Regions from separate parts of the Homo sapiens genome. Here region 1 is linked to region 2. The links are chromatin loops, found by intact Hi-C in ENCODE. Cell type or tissue: PC-9. All regions are shown on one strand. Each heading gives the region's core, and the rest is flanking DNA. Links, peaks and the distances in the headings are about the cores only. Region 1 holds the start of MIR10399 (microRNA 10399). Region 2 overlaps KIAA1549.

Region 1 (8,333 bases), core at 334-8,333, 150 kb after region 2:
AGATCGTGCTACTGCACTCCAGCCTGGGCGACAGAAAAAGGTAGGAAGGAAGGGAAAGGAAAGAAAAGGAAGGAGAGAGAGAAGAAAAAAAGAAAGAATATAAAGGAAAGGGGAATTGTAATCAGCGGGGGATGTCCATAGGCAGTGAGATAGAATGGGAGACGTCAGAGGAACTAACCTCCGACAGGAGGGGAGATGCTTCTTCCATTCACACAACAGGAAAGGAGACAAGGATTAGAGCATCTAAAGACAAGTTTGTAGGCTTTGTTTTGTTTTGTTTTTTTAAGTTTAAGGCAAAACCAAGAATGGATGGTGGAGAGTCACTTCAGGAGACCATAAAGGCTTGACAAAGCTGACTTGTGGAGAGGGGAGAAGGCTGACAGGTAGGACCAGTGGGCATGGGCAGGGCCTTACCAAGGCCACAAATTCGTAGTGGCATTGATCCAAACAGTGCTGCAATTCTCCTAAAAGCTCTCAAGGTGTAAGAACAGAATTTGATTGATTCACTTTTAGGTTTTGCCAGTGGGTGAGACTTAAGGTCAAAGGTTCTAGATGATTGAGGTATGAATTGAAAGAGTGATCAGGGGGCTGGGTGCAGTGGCTCATGCCTGTAATCCCGCCACTTTGGGAGGCTGAGGCAGGTGGATCACCTGAGGTCGGGGATTCAAAACCAGCCTTAGCAAAGTGGTGAAACCCTGTCTCTACCCAAAATTACAAAAATTAGCCAGGTGTGGTGGCACACGCCTGTAATCCTAGCACTTTGGAAGGCCGAGGCAGGAGGATCACTTGAGGTCAGGAGTTCGAGACCAGCCTGGCCAACATATTGAAACCCCATCTCTACTAAAAATTAGCCAGGATGGCAGTGGGTACCTGTAATCTCAGCTACTCAGGAGGCTCAGGTGGGAGAATCACTTGAACCTGGGAAGCGGAGGCTGCAGTGAGTTGAGATCACACCACTGCACTCCAGCCTAGGAGACAGAGTGAGGCGCCGTTTCAAAAAAAAAAAAAAGAAGAAAAGAAAGAGTGGTCAGGGGCTGAACAATGGGCTGGAGACTAGGTAAGGGAGGAGTGAAGACAGCAAGGGGCTATATGTGAGCAGAGAAAGACGACGTACGAAATGTAGGAGGGCCAGAGAGCTCAAAAGCAGGCTGGGGTCAGAGGTAGAATATAGAGGTTTGGGATTTCAGAAACAGCAGTTCTAGGCCATTTGCAGTGATTCGTGCCTGTAATCCCAGCACTTTGGGAGGCTGAGGCAGGAGGATCAGTTGAGGTCAGGAATTCAAGACCAGCCTGGCCAACATGTCGAAACCCAATCTCTACTAAAAATTAGCCGAGCGTGGTGGCAGGCGCCTGTAATCTCAGCTACTTGGGTGGCTGAGGCAGGAGAATCGCTCGAACCCTGGAGGCAGAGGTTGCAGTGAGCTGAGATCACGCCATTGCTCTCCAGCCTGGGCGGCAGAGCGAGACTCCATCTCAAAAAAAAAAAAAGCAGTTCTAGAGTAATTCTGACTGATGACAGTGGGGTGATGGATATTGGTACCCCGAATAGTGAGGACAGTGAAGACAGGTGTTAATGACATCTAAGGCTAGGGGTGTTGCATGGGTTGACCACAGTGAACACTGAAGGAAAAGGGAGGATTTTGAGTGGAGAGGAAGACTATGAGGCAGAGTGTGGAGAAGACTCCAAGAGCAAATGCAGGAGTTAATGGGGGAAGGGTGGGGAGGTGAGAGGGAAGAGGTAGAGACTGTTCCTACAGATACACACTTAACCTGCAGACTCTGCACCTGAACTTCCGGGTTTAGAATCTTGGTTCTCTTACTCAGTAGCCGTGACACTGCACAGCTTATCTGACTCCTCAGCAGAGGTATAGATCCTGGATTCAGAGTGTGTGACACTTGGATCTGGGAATAAATAAGACCATTCATGGGGAAGTGCATAGAGGGGTAAAAAGGAAAGATCCCAGAGCAGACTGTTTATTGAAGCATGTGGATTTTTCAGGAAGAAGAGGGTGACATTAGATGCCGGGCAGGTTCACAAGGGAATGAAAAAGAGAAAACAGGAGGTTGAGGTTGGGGGTGGTATTTTAGGATTGGAGCTTTTAAGGCTTAAGCACTTCCTGGAACGTTCTGATGTCTCCTGCCACTCTGATTCTGAAGCTCATTCTCAAGCTTATGGTCACTCAGGCACACATCTGTAGCACGAGCTTTGGAGCAAGTCACTCTGGGGACATGCACTGATATCACTGTTATAAATTCATCCGCTCTGGTCTTAACCTTCTAAATGAAACCTGCCTGTTATCCCCTGAACTCTTTCCAAGACATGTCTCAGAACATGGCCCCATGGCCCCAGACACACATGCTTAGCACTCAACTAAGTATTGCGTTTCATGGCAGTTCTCTTTATAGTAGCTAAGGTATGAGGGTATGAGTGGAAAGTGGTTGTTATTTAGCTTCATTTCTTTTTTCTTTTTTTTTTTCTTTTTGAGACAGAGTCTTGCTCTGTCACCCAGGCTGGAGTGCAGTGGCGCAGTCTTGACTCACTGCAGCCTCCACCTACCCGGTTCAAGCGATTCTCCTGCCTCAGCCTCCCAAGTACCTGGGACTACAGGTGTGTACCACCATGCCCAGCTAATTTTTGTCTTTTTAGTAGAGACGGGGTTTCACCATGTTGGCCAGGATGGTCTCGATCTCTTGACCTCGTGATCCACCCGCCTCAGCCTCCCAAAGTGCTGGGATTACAGGCGTGAGCCACTGCACCCGGCCATAGCTTCATTTCTACCAAATGCTGGACTGAGGAGTCCACCGGAAACTAGCGCACTATGACAACGTAAACAAACTCATAAAAAAAATAAATAAAAAAACTCCAGGATCTGCTCATGCTTGGTTTGATAGCATTTTTGTGTGTTTCAATCCAGGTGCTTTGACAGCAATGACTTTGCTACACCTTGCTTTATTTATATTGAGGTCCAAGTCAAATGGTAGTTTTACCTTCACTTTATCAAATCTCTGCTGCCATAGAACTTGCTCTCCCTCTCCATTTCCCTCCTCCCTGCTCCCTCTCCACTGAAAGCTTTGTGATTAAAAAAGATAATGAGGCCGGGTGAGATGCTCACACCTGTAATCCCAGCACTTTGGGAGGCCAAGGCAGGTGTATCACCTTAGGTCAGGAATTCAAGACCAGCCTGGCCAACATGGTGAAACCCCACCTATACTAAAAATACAAAAACTAGCCGGGTATGGTGGCGGGCGCCTATAATCCCAGCTACTCAGGAGGCTGAGGCAGGAGAATTGCTTGAACTCAGGAGGCAGAGGTTGCATCGAGCTGAGATTGCGCCACTGCACTCCAGCCTGGGTGACAGAGTGAGACTCCATCTCAAAAAAAAAAAAAAAAAAAAGAGAAGAAAATAATGAGTAGAGAAGGGCTTTTGGAGAAGGAATGGCTGATAGGGTAATTCTGCTTATCACCATTTATATTTTTAACTTTTGTGTCTCAGCCTGGCCCTGTTCACACCCCCGAGACTAAAGGAAGAAAGGTGTGTTAGCAGCTTTCAACCCTTCCCTCTCTAAATCCCCAGACAAAAGATGTGGGGGCCATCACCACCACTGTGCCTTGCCCAGGTGACTTGGTCATCGAACCCTGGAATGATAAAGCTGGAAGGGGCAAAACACATCATCTCTCTCCCATTGAATAACTGGTGTCTGCAGTTGATGATGTTTTGGGAGATACCTAGAAATAGATCAAATAAAGGCAGTAGAACCAAATTAATTACTTCTTTTTATTAGACAGTTCAAATTAAGCTTGAAGAACAGGAAGCAATACAACTCAACTATTGAAATACAAATAGTTGAGCTTAATTTATTCAACAAAATTTACCCAATATATCAGTGTACAAAGCATGCTGCTGGGCTGGGCATCAGGCGTGGCACAGCAAACAAGACAGACTGACTCAACCCTCAGGGGGCTTACATTCTAATGCAGAAAGCAGATAATTTCAGTTTGGATACATAATACAAATTATCAAAGCAAGGCGCAAAGTATTTTAAAAATAAGGGGTTTGGGAGGCCAAGATCTGACCTATTCTGTAGAAGGACTCCTTAGGAAAGTAACAGTTGAGCCAATCTAAGGATGCTAGATATTCAGTAGGTCAGTGGAAAAAATCAGTGGTTCTCACTGTGGTCAGTGGGTTATTGGTGGTTTCATAATAACTGGGGACTACTCCCAGCACTGAGTGGATGCAGCCAGGGAGAACGATGTCCTGCAGTGTGTGGGTTAGTGCCACACAACGAAGAATTATTCTGTACCCTGTACGACTGTCTAATGTCCTGCTGGACATTTAGGTAGGACCTACAGCTTGTCCGAGAGAGTAACTCATTTGTTTTCTCTGAGACAATCTGTAATTTGTCTTGTCCTATTATCCTTAAGTAAGGTAATTTCGCTCTTTCTTTTCCCATATACAGATTATGTACATAGTCTGTTTTGTCTTTACCCTAACACTGGTTTTCATTCTAGTGTCCCCCACCCGTCTAGTTTCATTTTCCTGTACTTGTTTACAGGAAGTAGCCTCTAATCGGCTCTTAAATCCAAACCTACTCATTACAAGGAAGAGTAAACATCTGTCTGTTTCAAACAGCGTAGTCATGCCTGAGCGTTTACATAATGAAATTCATCTTCTTTTCATTATAAATTTCTTCTTTTCTATTTCTCCTTAATAAGAGAGTTAGGGCATTAAATTGATTTTTTTAAGAAATTCATGTGTGTAAGTAGATTGTATTATCTATGAGTCATTTCAGGTCAGCAAAGAGAATGTTACAAAATATCTGCTCTGAAAAAGGTGAATAGATCTGATAGGGTTTGTGGTTGTCACCGTGACTGGGCGTGGGGGTGGGGGCGCTACTAGCATTTAGTATGTGAGAGCCAAGTATGCAGAACATCTTGCAATACATTGGACAGTTCCTCACAATAAGAAATTACTCTGCACCCTATACGAATTTTGAATGTCTCACTAGACATTCATGTATGACCTATAGCTCGTCTGCAAGAATATATCCTCATTTTCTCCACTTCGACAACTGTACATTTTCTTGCATAGTATCTTTATTTCAATAAAGGTTATTTCGTTCTTTCTCTTATATACAAATAAGTATTGTCATATGCAAAGAAGTTATTGTATCCCTAGTTTTTATTCTAATGCCCACTGATATCCCTGCTTTTACATTTTCCCACATATGATCTGATCTCCTACCTTCTAAGTTCAAATTGATGCATTATAAATAGTTGTAAGCATCTGACTACTTCATTAGGTCTTCAGTTACAGCTGTGCCCAAGTTAGGTACCTTTTATTTCCTCTTTATGTTCATATTAGTTTTATTTAATTTTTAATTTATTTCTAAAATTGTGTGTAGGTGGAGCATATTACCTCTGAATTGGATTTGGAGGATAATAAAGAAGATGTATTTCTATTTGTCGTTTAGAAAAAAAAAGGCAGAAATGCCCATTGAAAACCACTGAACTAGCTAAAAATGGGAACCACAAAACTGAAAGGAAGCCAGAGTGGCTTGCGCAGAAGAAACTAAATGATAGAGGGGTAGGGGAGGGAGAGATCACATGGGGCCATGACAGCGGTTTTGAACTTTATCCTGAAGACTTGATGTGTGTTTTGAATGTGCATTACTAAGTAAATTTTAAAAAATATAACCTTCTTGCTCTGAAGAAAACACAGCAAACAACTTAGAAGGGAACAGAGATATTTAAGAGGTAAAACTAGACTTAGAAACTGCTTAGATGTTTATCAGGAGGGAGAGGAAGGAGTCAAAGATGACTTCCAGATTTCTGCTTGAGCCAATGGGTAGATGGTGATGCTTTTCACTTACATACAGATCCTGAGAGAGGAACAGGTTCATGTGAGGGAGGTAGATGGAGAGTTCCACTTTGGACATATTGAATCAAAGATGCCTGTGAAATATCCAGCTAGTGGTGTCTAATGGGCTGTTGGAAAGAGTTGGACAAACTGCACCCCTACAATGTGAGGGTCAAGTTCAGAAAATGAACACTCCAAAACGAAAGTTACCATGAAAGAAATAAGTCAATGAGAATAAGCATTTGTAGTAACTCTCCCAGAAAATAACTCTACTCTAAAAAAACTATTTTTTTTTTTTTTTTTTTTTTTTTTTTTTACCGGTGGAGCTGTTTAAGCCAAGGAGTTGTGGAGATCTCTGTGATGATCCAAAATCTGACTAATATAAAATCAACTCTGATGCTAATTAAATCTGACTTATAACTTGTCTGCTAAAAGAAATTATAACAGGAAACTTTGGTGACTGGTAAGGAATGTTGAAAAGGGAAAATCAGAAGGAAAAACCTGGTTCATAAGAAGGAAGGAAATATTGGTCCAAGCACGTCAAGGGCTCTAAGTAAAAACCGATGGCACTACAATTCCACATAATCCATTACATTTGGAAAAAGAAGCTCCTGGTAGACACAGGGCCTCTTTGGGATATTGTTCTTTGTTCTGATTCTGTGCTCACCAGGAAACAAATTTCATCTCCGTAGGGGGCCCGTCCTTCAGTAGGAATGGCCCTGCTCCTAGGTTCTTGGCTCACTTGCCAAGACTACAATAGCACTCGCGTTTATCAGTTATGCTTGTGTGAAGCTGGTTATTGCAATTCATTGTTCTCAAAATACTTTCATGAAAAGCCTGACCTGAGAAAAAGCCTTCTCTGTAATCATATTAATTAGAACATAAATGTCTACTTTGCCATAATTATACAAAGAGCCCAAATGGGCAATTAACTCCAGTTGGTTGCTTCTCTCTGAGCCTTACTTGCCAGCTCTTATTACCGCATTCCAGAGAGAGTCAACCTGGATGGAGTTTGTCCCCTAAATAAATGTAGCGATAAAGAAAAGGGTGCTCCAAATCAGTTTCATCAGAATGATAAGGTACAGTACTGCAGCCATGTCTGCAATAGCACTTCAATTTTACTTTTTTTTCCCCTAGCATGTCCTTAAGCATTTTCTCCCCAGCTTTTCACAATCTTTCTTCTAAGGCTGTAATGTCTTACATCCTTAATAGGCATGATTAGATTTCTCCCAAATTTTCCAAATTAACTTTCTTTCAATGTAACCAAAACAAAACCATGGCATACAGTAAACTAAAAGGGTAGACAGGAGAGAAAGGTTGCTGCAATTACAGAAAATTTAGAAATCAGCCTTTACCAGTTACATCTGAGACAAGGTAAACTTTCCAACACATTGGAATCATCAGAAGGGCTTTAAAAAATACAACTGCCAGCCGGGCATGGTGGCTCATACCTGTAATCCTAGCACTTTGGGAGGCCAAGGCGGGCAGATTGCCTGAGCTCAGGAGTTTGAGACCAGCCTGGGCAACACAGTGAAACCCTGTCTCTACTAAAAAATACAAAAAATTAGCTGGGCGCGGCAGTGTGTGCCTGTAGTTCCAGCTACTCGGGAGGCTGAGGCAGGAGAATTGCTTGAACCCGGGAGGCAGAGGTTGCAGTGAGCCGAGATCGCGCCACTGCACTCCAGCCTGGACGATGGAGTGAGATTCAGTCTCAAAAAAAAAAAAAAAAAAAAAAATACAACTGCCTGGCGCTGACGCCCAGAAATGATTTCATTGGCATGGGGTGCAACCTGGGCATCAGAATTTGTTTAAAACCTCCCAGATGATTCTAATATGTAGCAAAATTTGGGGACCACTGATCTAAGACATTAGATAACTGAGCAGGAAAATATAAAACTTTAACTCCTGTCTGCGGCAATTTAGTTCTGTAAAGGAACAGAATGGTTATGGCATCCTTCTGACGCTGTATTCATCGGTTCTAACTAATCACGCAGGCTTTGTCTTCAGTATATTCAATCACATATTGTGGGTAAACCTGATCTTTCTGAAAGATGACAAAAACGGAGGGATTCGATCTGGTATCCACACAGCTGTCGAACTGTGGAGGAGGGCTCGTGTACGTTATATTTCCTTCAGTAAACTTTCCAACCAGAACTTGGGCTACAAACATAACGACGTTTTTGGCATCATACGGGCAATTTTTGTGGGAATAGATGGCATCTTTTGCAAAGTAAATTCCTAGAAAGAATCAGAAAGAAAAGTTAAGAAATATTATAAAAGAAGGTATACAGTTTATAAGATTTGTTATATACAGTCAGATGGGTGTGGACTAAGCATATGTCAATAATACCTTACTGATATTTATAAACTTTCCTTTGCACTTAAAAACATGTTAATGATGCAGGCGAACTTAAATACAGTATATAACCCTATAGAAATGACTGAGGAATATTTGCTACAGTGCAGAGCTCATGC
Region 2 (8,338 bases), core at 53-8,052:
GTCTCACTCTGTTGCCCAGGCTGGAATACAATGGTATGATGTCGGCTTACTGCAACCTCCACCTCCTGGGTTCAAGCAATTCTCCTGCCTCAGCCTCCCAACTAGCTGGGACTACAGGCGTGCACCACCACGTCTGGCTAACTTTTATGTACATATTTTTTTATTACAGATGGGGTTTCACCATGTTGGCCAGGCTGGTCTCAAACTCCTGACCTTAGGTTATCCGCCTGCTTCAGCCTCCCAAAGTGCTGGCATTACAGGCATGAGCCACCACGCCTGGCCTATTTATTATTAAATATTTATTTAAAGTAAATTTATTAAGCACTTGTGTAAATTATTTAAATTAATTATTAAATATTTATTTACATAAAATAAATTCATCATTAGATGTTTCTTTAAACACATGTATTTAAAACGTATTTAAATAAAATGCGTTTATTTTCTCATCTGTGACCCATGGACTAGCACCCTGAGTTTCAACTGGTCTACCCAAACCCCGGGGAGCAGACACACAGTTTTCTAGGAGCAGGCAGCCCTTTTACAGGGATCATTCCAGATGCACACCTCTGTACAAGTCCTCCCTACACTAGTGATTTTCCTGAGAGCTGTCCAGCATGTGCCTGTGGTCCGGGCAGCATGCTGGCTCCCCCTCCCACCTTCCCTTTCCCAAGTCCTCCCACTTTACAGAAGAGAGGCCCGCCTGTCATCCATGCAGCAGCTTCCTGCGGTGCTCTGCCCAGAGATGTAGAAACCTCGGGAACATCAAATAAAATCACAATTCAAAATGCTGGTCTTGGTCAATCAAGGCACAATAAATTTGTGGTATGGTTTGCTTTCTCTCTTAAAGAACTGAGAGAGAAATACAGCCATGAAATAGGACAATTCGTTCCACGTTGGGAAACTGTGAACTTAGATATTCTGTAGAGGAGGTGGCAGCAGCAGCAGCAGCAGCAGTGAGGTTTTTATTTCATAGCTTCCCCTCGACCATCTCCCAGCCATTGAAGAACAGTTCACTCCCGCAGAAGAATACAAGGAGAACAGGGAAGAGGACGGCAGTGAGAAATGCCAAGGGCATTGTCTCATTTCATCCAGGGGACAAACTCATGGCAGGGCTCTGTGCTTTATCTGTCTATGTGACAACTGTAATCTTCAAGATCTGTTCAGCAGCATGTGGGAAACCCAAGGTGCCACAATGCATATGCTTTCCGTGAGCTCACCATCCTCAGGAATGAAAGCCTGGCAGGCACCCTTGTCCACGGGGACTCAGTTGGGGTCTTAACAACATATTTTGTATTAAAAGGAAAAAGGGGTGAAAAGGTCCATGTTTACTTCCGAAAGATCAAAATTACAACTTCAAAAGAACAAATAAGGGAGAGCTGAGTTAATACTGTATACTTTCCCGCACAATTACTCAGACTTGCAGGATACTTTCGTTCACTTCTTTCAAATGATTGATTACTGGATACTGCACATCTGTGTCCAGGTTGCTTGAATGCAAGTCACTTGTTCACTGGTCCATGACCCCTTTCTCTGCTGGTTTATTTGTTGTCCCTGTGTACTTACTGGATTTAGATCAACTACACAGCAACACGTTTGGATTCTACCATAATGTACTTAACAGCAATCATCTATGTGTCTTTTCTAAACCCCACACTTACTAGTCGAATATTTTTTCCTTTTGTTGTAAATTTCCACAAAGATTCAACTGCTCTCTTGAAAGCAAATCATTGATGTATGTATGGGCAGATGAAAAATTAGGCAGGCTAAGAGGTAACCCTCCTGCACATTAAAAAATCCATTCTGTGTGATTAAGATGATTCCTTTCTCAGACTTTGACATGCGGTCCTAATTTATGAAATATATAATTATAAATATTATTTTCATCTTGAAATGAAATACTAATCCATCTATATAATTCTCAAATGTCCATCTGTCAAGCCTTTTTCAGATGCCTGAGAAAATTGATATTGGATGCCACTTATTCACAGCTGATGATAAAAATCCTAACAGGAGCGATTTCCAATTTTATGGGGTTGCTTTTACCCCAGCAGCACTTCATTTAACTACATACAAGGTGCCTCTAAGCGAAAGAAAACAGATATACTAAACAGTCATTTAATCATCACCTCCATCATTTAATAAACCTTGCTGAAATCCTTTTTGGTATACTTCCCATTAAGAAAGTGAATGCCTCTAATGACTGGGCAACTGTTTTGTTTTGTTTTTAACAAATTAGGTGGTTTGCTTTACCAAAACTGGAAAAGGAGCTACAGATGGCCTCCCCTAAGTGGAGGTCTCCAAAGTCAACAACGTAAAAATACAAACAGTATTGCCTCTATAGGGCGGTCTACGTAGCCCAAGCCTAGGCACCTAAATGTCTTCCCTCACGTACACTCAGGGCCCATGTAGGAAAGAAACATGACAGTATTCATGAAAATGCTTCATAAATGCCAAAGTACCCTACAAATGATGCTGACAGCATTATTATTACTGTTGATTGATGAAACATCGAGCAGTTAATATACAGCTAAGAATTCTAAGGCATCAGAGTTATAAATAAGAATTTAGATACAATATTTTGTTAAGTCAACAACAAGATGCGACACAGGGTCCCTCAAGAAATAGCTGATGACCAGATGAATTTCAAAACGCTCAACTGAAGTACCAAACTGACTGGTTTTTTTCTGGGTAACCAAGAAAACGGCACGTGTCATAAATGAAATATACAAGTCCTCTTGGCTTACTGTTGATTCTGACCAAAGTCTTTAAATACATCCATTAGATCCTTGCACTTCTCACAAACTGAGTGAGTCATCACCTTCTATACCAATAGAAATTTGGCAACCAGTCTGTGCGTATTATGCACAAAACAAAAGCCATCTACACACAGAAGGAAAACCTAGAGGGAACACTGCCCCTCCTCCCTTAGATAATTACCTTCTTTTGTCTCATCTCTACTTGCCAGATCACTTTTTCTAGTTTCTCCACTTCTTTTAAAATAGAACCTAGAGTTCAGTCTGGCTGGTATACAATGTCTCCAGCTCCCTCCCACATGCAGCATAGGTTTAATCAGTATTTTATAAAAGAAGAATCAAGATTAATGAGAGTGTTCAATATTCATATTAGGACCGAGTTATTTCTGAAGAAGGATGGCTCTTTTGTTCTTTCTCTCTTTAACATATCACAGAGGGAACAGGCCACAGTGTCTGTGCCCCACCGGAATACGTCACCAACAAGCCCAGGAGACTGACTGGTGGGCAGGTCAGCCAAGTAATGAGAGAGACGCCTGATGAATGTGAACACGTGGGCCATAAATACAGTACAGCCCAGGTGGCACAAAACGCAGTGAAGCCCACAGTATTCGGGTTAGCCTGAGCCCCTGGGAAGGAGTTGAGATGACAATAGAAACACAGAGCAAATCCCAAAAGTGTCTGAACAAAAATTTGCCATCATGTAGCGAGTGCCATTGAAAGCATTTATTACCTGATTGATGTCATTTGTGAAACGTCACCACAACCACCATGCTGCTTCCATTTAGGAAGTGGAGACAAGGCAAAGTTATTGCCATCTGTTTGTCTTCAGTGCAGCCCCACACGGGCACTCCCGTAACCCTGTGGTCCCGGAGTTTGGGAGAGCAGGGCTCCCAGATTCTCCCACCCACAGGTGACACCCGGCACGGTCAGCCAGCTGTGGGTGAACTGAGACCACCTACACGTTAGGTGTGACAGGCGACCTTTGCAGAGAATCAAACAGCAACCATAGGGAATGAGCTGACCTTGGCTGAGATGGAACGATATGCTCACAGAGCCTCTTTTCAATTCACTGTCCATACTGCCTCCCAAAGGGATCGTTCCAAAAGCAAATGTGTTCAAGCTGCTCTCCCTGCTGAAAACCTTTCAATGCTTGCCCACTGCTTACAGCATAATTTGCAATCCCTTCTATGTCCTGAAAACCCCCCAGGGCCTGGCTCTCTGCCACCTGGCTTTCGGCTGTGCCCTTTTTTATGACCTTTGCTCTAGCTTCCTGAGCTGCCCTCCGCTCCCCCACTGGGCCCGCCTTCATCTCCACCGTGAAGCTTCAGCCCTGGTGTCACCTCCTTGAAGAAGGTAGAAGTACCCCACCACTGCAAATGGGGTGCCCCCCTCCTCTGTGTTCTCCAGACATCCTTATACTCCTGGATGTCTGCTTTCGGATGGCTCGTCCTTCTCCCTTGCTAAAGCCCTGGAATGCAGAGATCGCGTGCTATTTGTGTTGGTAACTGAGCCGGATCTGGTGTGGCTCACAGCAAATGCTCAATGTTTGGTGAGTGACACCCAGTGCCTGAGGCAGCTCCAGCCGGTTGCCCAAAGTGCTGCCCTTTAGAAGCAACCAAGGGCAGTCAGGAGCTCTGGTCTGACACCAGTAACGAGGTGTGGACTATCCCCCATCAGAAGGAATAAGTTTCCATGAGGCCAGTGGCATCCAGCCAATGCCATTCATGATGAAGAGGATCCGGGCTGGAGTTTTTTAGGCAACAGTAACAAATGATGACTTGAGTCTACAGATAGAGAATACAGATAAAAGAAAGCATGGGGTTTTCTTCTTTATTACTGAAAATAAGCAAAGGCTGTGCCTCAAAACAAGACAGAATGGCCTCTCCCTCCTATCATATTTCAAAATTAATCTACTCCCAGACAATCTGAAGAGGTTTCCTTCTCGTTACGAGGGGAAGGGGGGTGCAGATTTTAGGTCAGCAGATTTATTGTTTCCAGATGTTTGCAGCTCTGGGATTTGCTGAAGGATTTCCGAGAGTATGGTGAGGCGCATCAGGAGGTGGGGAGAGCAGAACGGAGAGAGAGACAACAGCCACATGAGCAGGAGACAGAGCTCTTGAAGTCATAGGGGAGGGTGACATCTCTGCACATTACCCTGAGGACGAGGCTAGAGGCCCTTTGCTATGGCCACATGACCTTAAAAGAAACACGTATGAACTAAAGACATTTGTTTTTAAACTAAATGAAGAGATCATTTTCCCATTTTAAACACACGACAAAATCTATAGGGTGGGTTCCTGTGCCAGCAAAACACGACTGAGCTTCTGCAACACTGGCAAGGCTTTGCCCTCCTAACAGTGTCAGAAGACAGTTATTCTTTTGGGGAATCCTCCCTGCAGGACCTTTTCTGTAAACCTGTTGTCAGGATGTATGGGCAGGTCTTTGCAGCCCTGAAGGAAAAAGAGCAGCTCTAAGGGCTGGAAGTTCCATCTGAAACTCTGTCCATTTGATTTACAGCCACATCTGGGACTTGAAAATGTTTAGGAAGTAAAAGTGAGAGAAGGAGAAAGCTTGGGGAATATTCCATTTTGACCCCAAGAGACGCTGTGCTCTGATAATTTACTGAAGTTACAGATAATAGATGGACTTCCATGGCAGTGTATACGTTAGGAAATGTGGCCCATAAAAGACCTAAATACATAACCGTCTACACTGGTTAACTCCCTCTGTAACAACACTCTTCAACAGAACAAAAACATTTCCAAACCTATTGTTGATCTTATTACAGTGAAATTCACACTATGAATCATTTAGTATACCCAGCACTTTTTTTCCAGGTTTCCCCATGCCATTCACCAGTATAACAAGAACAACAAAAGAACCTTAGCAGACTGTGTAAATAATAAACAAAGATAGGCAACAAACATAACATTAATGTATAAAATGCTTTTCATGTACTTGATAGCCATAAGCTTGCAATTTAATAAATACTTTGCATTTTTTTGTTAATTCATATGAAAAGACAAATACTCTTTCTTTGCTTTTACAAAAGTAAAATAAATTTTAAAGTAATGCATATTTTTTTTCCATTCGACAGGTCTAGGTTTGTAATATGCAGAATTTTTCATACCCAAGACAACCAAAATAAAGTTTAAAAATAAATAGGGCAATCTTTTATTCTTTGTTTTTTGACTTTTGCTTGTTTTTATCAAGCTTTTAAAGCAGGATGAGTCCTCCAAATCTGGGAGACCCACGGAAAGTGCATGTTAATCCAGCAGACTGTTAGTAACAGTGGACTGACTACCACGTTCCACTCCCTTGGTAAACACGCTGACTGATACTTATGCTGTACTAGTGAGTGCTCCTCTAGGCCTGGCATGTTTTTGCTCACACCAGGTGAGCTCAATGTTGACCAAAAGTCAATGTCTTTGCTCTGAAACCTGATGTGACCCTCGAATACTATGGAAACTGTTGAAACATACGTTGGAAAAGAAAATTGCTATTTCTATAAACACTTAAGTTGAATGCTTTGGAAAGACATAGGAAAGAGGGGTTACTTAAAAAATCTGCTGTCAAATTAGGTGTGAGTGAATTAACTCAAAAGTCTGCAAAATTAGGAGATAGGGAGTGGGGGGAGGTATTAAAAAAATCGAGAGAACTTTGCATTCAGGTAGCTTTGCTCTTCTCTAAGATAGGGAGTGGGGGGAGGTATTAAAAATCGAGAGAACTTTGCATTCAGGTAGCTTTGCTCTTCTCTAAAGAAACCCAAACTGGAACCTGAAACTGACACGTCATGGGTGTTGTTTATTGTAAGAAAGACCAAACACAATTCCTCTCAGTAGACCAACACTCAAAACAAAACAAGACTTGGGATATGTTGAAGGATTGGCAAATAAATGTCCATTCATATATTTTAAGTTAAAATGTTCAAGGTATGTATTGTTCGTTTTTAATGATCAAGGTGGGTAAGTGGGCTTCCAAATAGGGTGAACAGAAAATAAAGCAACTGACCAATGGAGTTGTACACAAAATAGATAAACAGATCTGAGAAAGTCTGCCTTGGCTCCTATCCTCTGAAAATATCCAGGGATAAAATAAATCAGAATTCGGCCTGGTGCGGTGGCTCATGCCTGTAATCCCAGCACTTCGGGAGGCCAAGGCAGGCAGATCTTTTGAGGCCAGGAGTTCGAGACCAGCCTCGCCAACATGGCAAAACCCTGTCTCTACTAAAAATACAAACACTGGCCAGGTGTGGTGGCACACGCCTGTAATCTCAGCTATTCGGAGACCGAGGCAGGAGAATCGCTTGAACCCAGGAGGCGGAGGCTGCAGTGAGCCAAGCTCACGCCACTGCACTCCAGCCTGGGTGACAGAGCCAGACTCTGTCTCAAAAAATACAAAATAAAATCATAGTAGAACCCGGAGGGCATGTCATGGCTAGGCTTTTATACAGTTTCACATTCTTGGACTGTATTTACTACCACAGAAGGAGGGTTTCAGGAAGCAGAAACAAAGGCAAAGTGATACCACTATTAAAGCCAGAAGATTTCCATAATAGCCCTCCCTCTTCCTCATCTTTCAGTATCAAGAGCCCAAACTCATCCTATCCCTGCCCCACAAAACTGCTTATAGGAACACTGGGGGAAGAGGCTGCCCGTTACCTTCTGACGCTGCTGAATGTTGGCCACAGTGTCAGGCTGAAAGTCTAGCTTGTCTGTGCGGCATAGTTTCCAGTAGAGGATGACAACAATCACCATCACCACCAGCACTGGGATGACCACGCCAACAATGACCCACAAGTTGTTGCTCTGGGATTCCGGAGACGGCCTCTTCACCCTGTCGACAGCTGCAGACAAGGAAGAAAGGTCTTTCAATAATTCCTTCTTCACTCATGCACTAGATTGCACGTGTCTTCTATGAGAAACTCAGAAGTCCCTGACATTCCAGCTCAAGATAGCTGGTTCCAGGTTCTAATCTCCTGATGACAGGAAATGTGACCAGCAGAGAAACACAACATACAATGTTACATCTAGAATACATCAGGGATCACAACGACATATGGATATATCCAAAGGTACATGGCTGAATTAATGGCAAAGCTCAGTTAATTCCAGGTCTCCTGATTTCCAGTTTATTCTACTAGCTCACCCGTAACTTATCACTGCAGGATATTTCCACACCAAAACTGGTTCTGCACAACTTTGTACAAAGGCAGTTCTCTTCAAAAGTGGAGAGAAAAACAGCTGTGTCTCCAGAACATAATCCTGCCCGCTCCATCAAGTACCGCAGGACTCACACCCTCCTAGATCACATAAAGCACATGCATCTCAACTAGGAGTTTATGGAAGAAAACCCTTCATCTCTTTCTCCCTTCCCTCACTACTCCAAGTTTCTCATGTTCACAAATGTTTATTAAGTGTGCTGGACACAGTTTGTAAGCTGGGACTCAACCATGAACAAGCGAAATCCCTTGAGGTGCTTAAGTCCTAGTGGGGGAAAGGAGAAATGATCAAGTAAATGAATCACCGAATAATTTCATATTGCACTAGTGCCAAACACAAAGCAAAACAGAGTAAGGAGATACG

What was found. Hi-C counts contacts between places; a loop is a spot of excess contacts. Peaks named below come from ENCODE experiments on the same cell type or tissue, not always from the same donor. Only the 100,000 strongest peaks of a DNase experiment are listed, where the experiment ranks them.
Region 1: a loop joins it to region 2, with 5 times the contacts of the local background. A loop is called at or near these places in 8 of 110 quality-filtered maps.

What each region holds. Positions count from the first base shown.
Region 1 is chr7:139,039,758-139,048,090 of GRCh38, forward strand. It overlaps ZC3HAV1 (zinc finger CCCH-type containing, antiviral 1), which reads right to left. Exons shown (of 13, transcript NM_020119.4): 13 at 3,758-8,096. The coding sequence ends at 7,837. It overlaps MIR10399 (microRNA 10399), which reads right to left and starts at 4,400; the gene lies at 4,343-4,400. In PC-9, for the core only: no CTCF peak of the experiment used is centred there; a DNase peak (open chromatin) is centred at 4,864; H3K4me3 peaks cover 779 bases; H3K27ac peaks cover 2,453 bases.
Region 2 is chr7:138,886,928-138,895,265 of GRCh38, forward strand. KIAA1549 reads right to left here. Exons shown (of 20, transcript NM_001164665.2): 10 at 7,415-7,599. Among named protein-coding and RNA genes, the nearest start is that of KIAA1549, 90 kb to the right of the region's middle. In PC-9, for the core only: no CTCF peak of the experiment used is centred there; DNase peaks (open chromatin) are centred at 2,814, 3,954, 4,314 and 5,554; H3K4me3 peaks cover 1,387 bases; H3K27ac peaks cover 3,576 bases.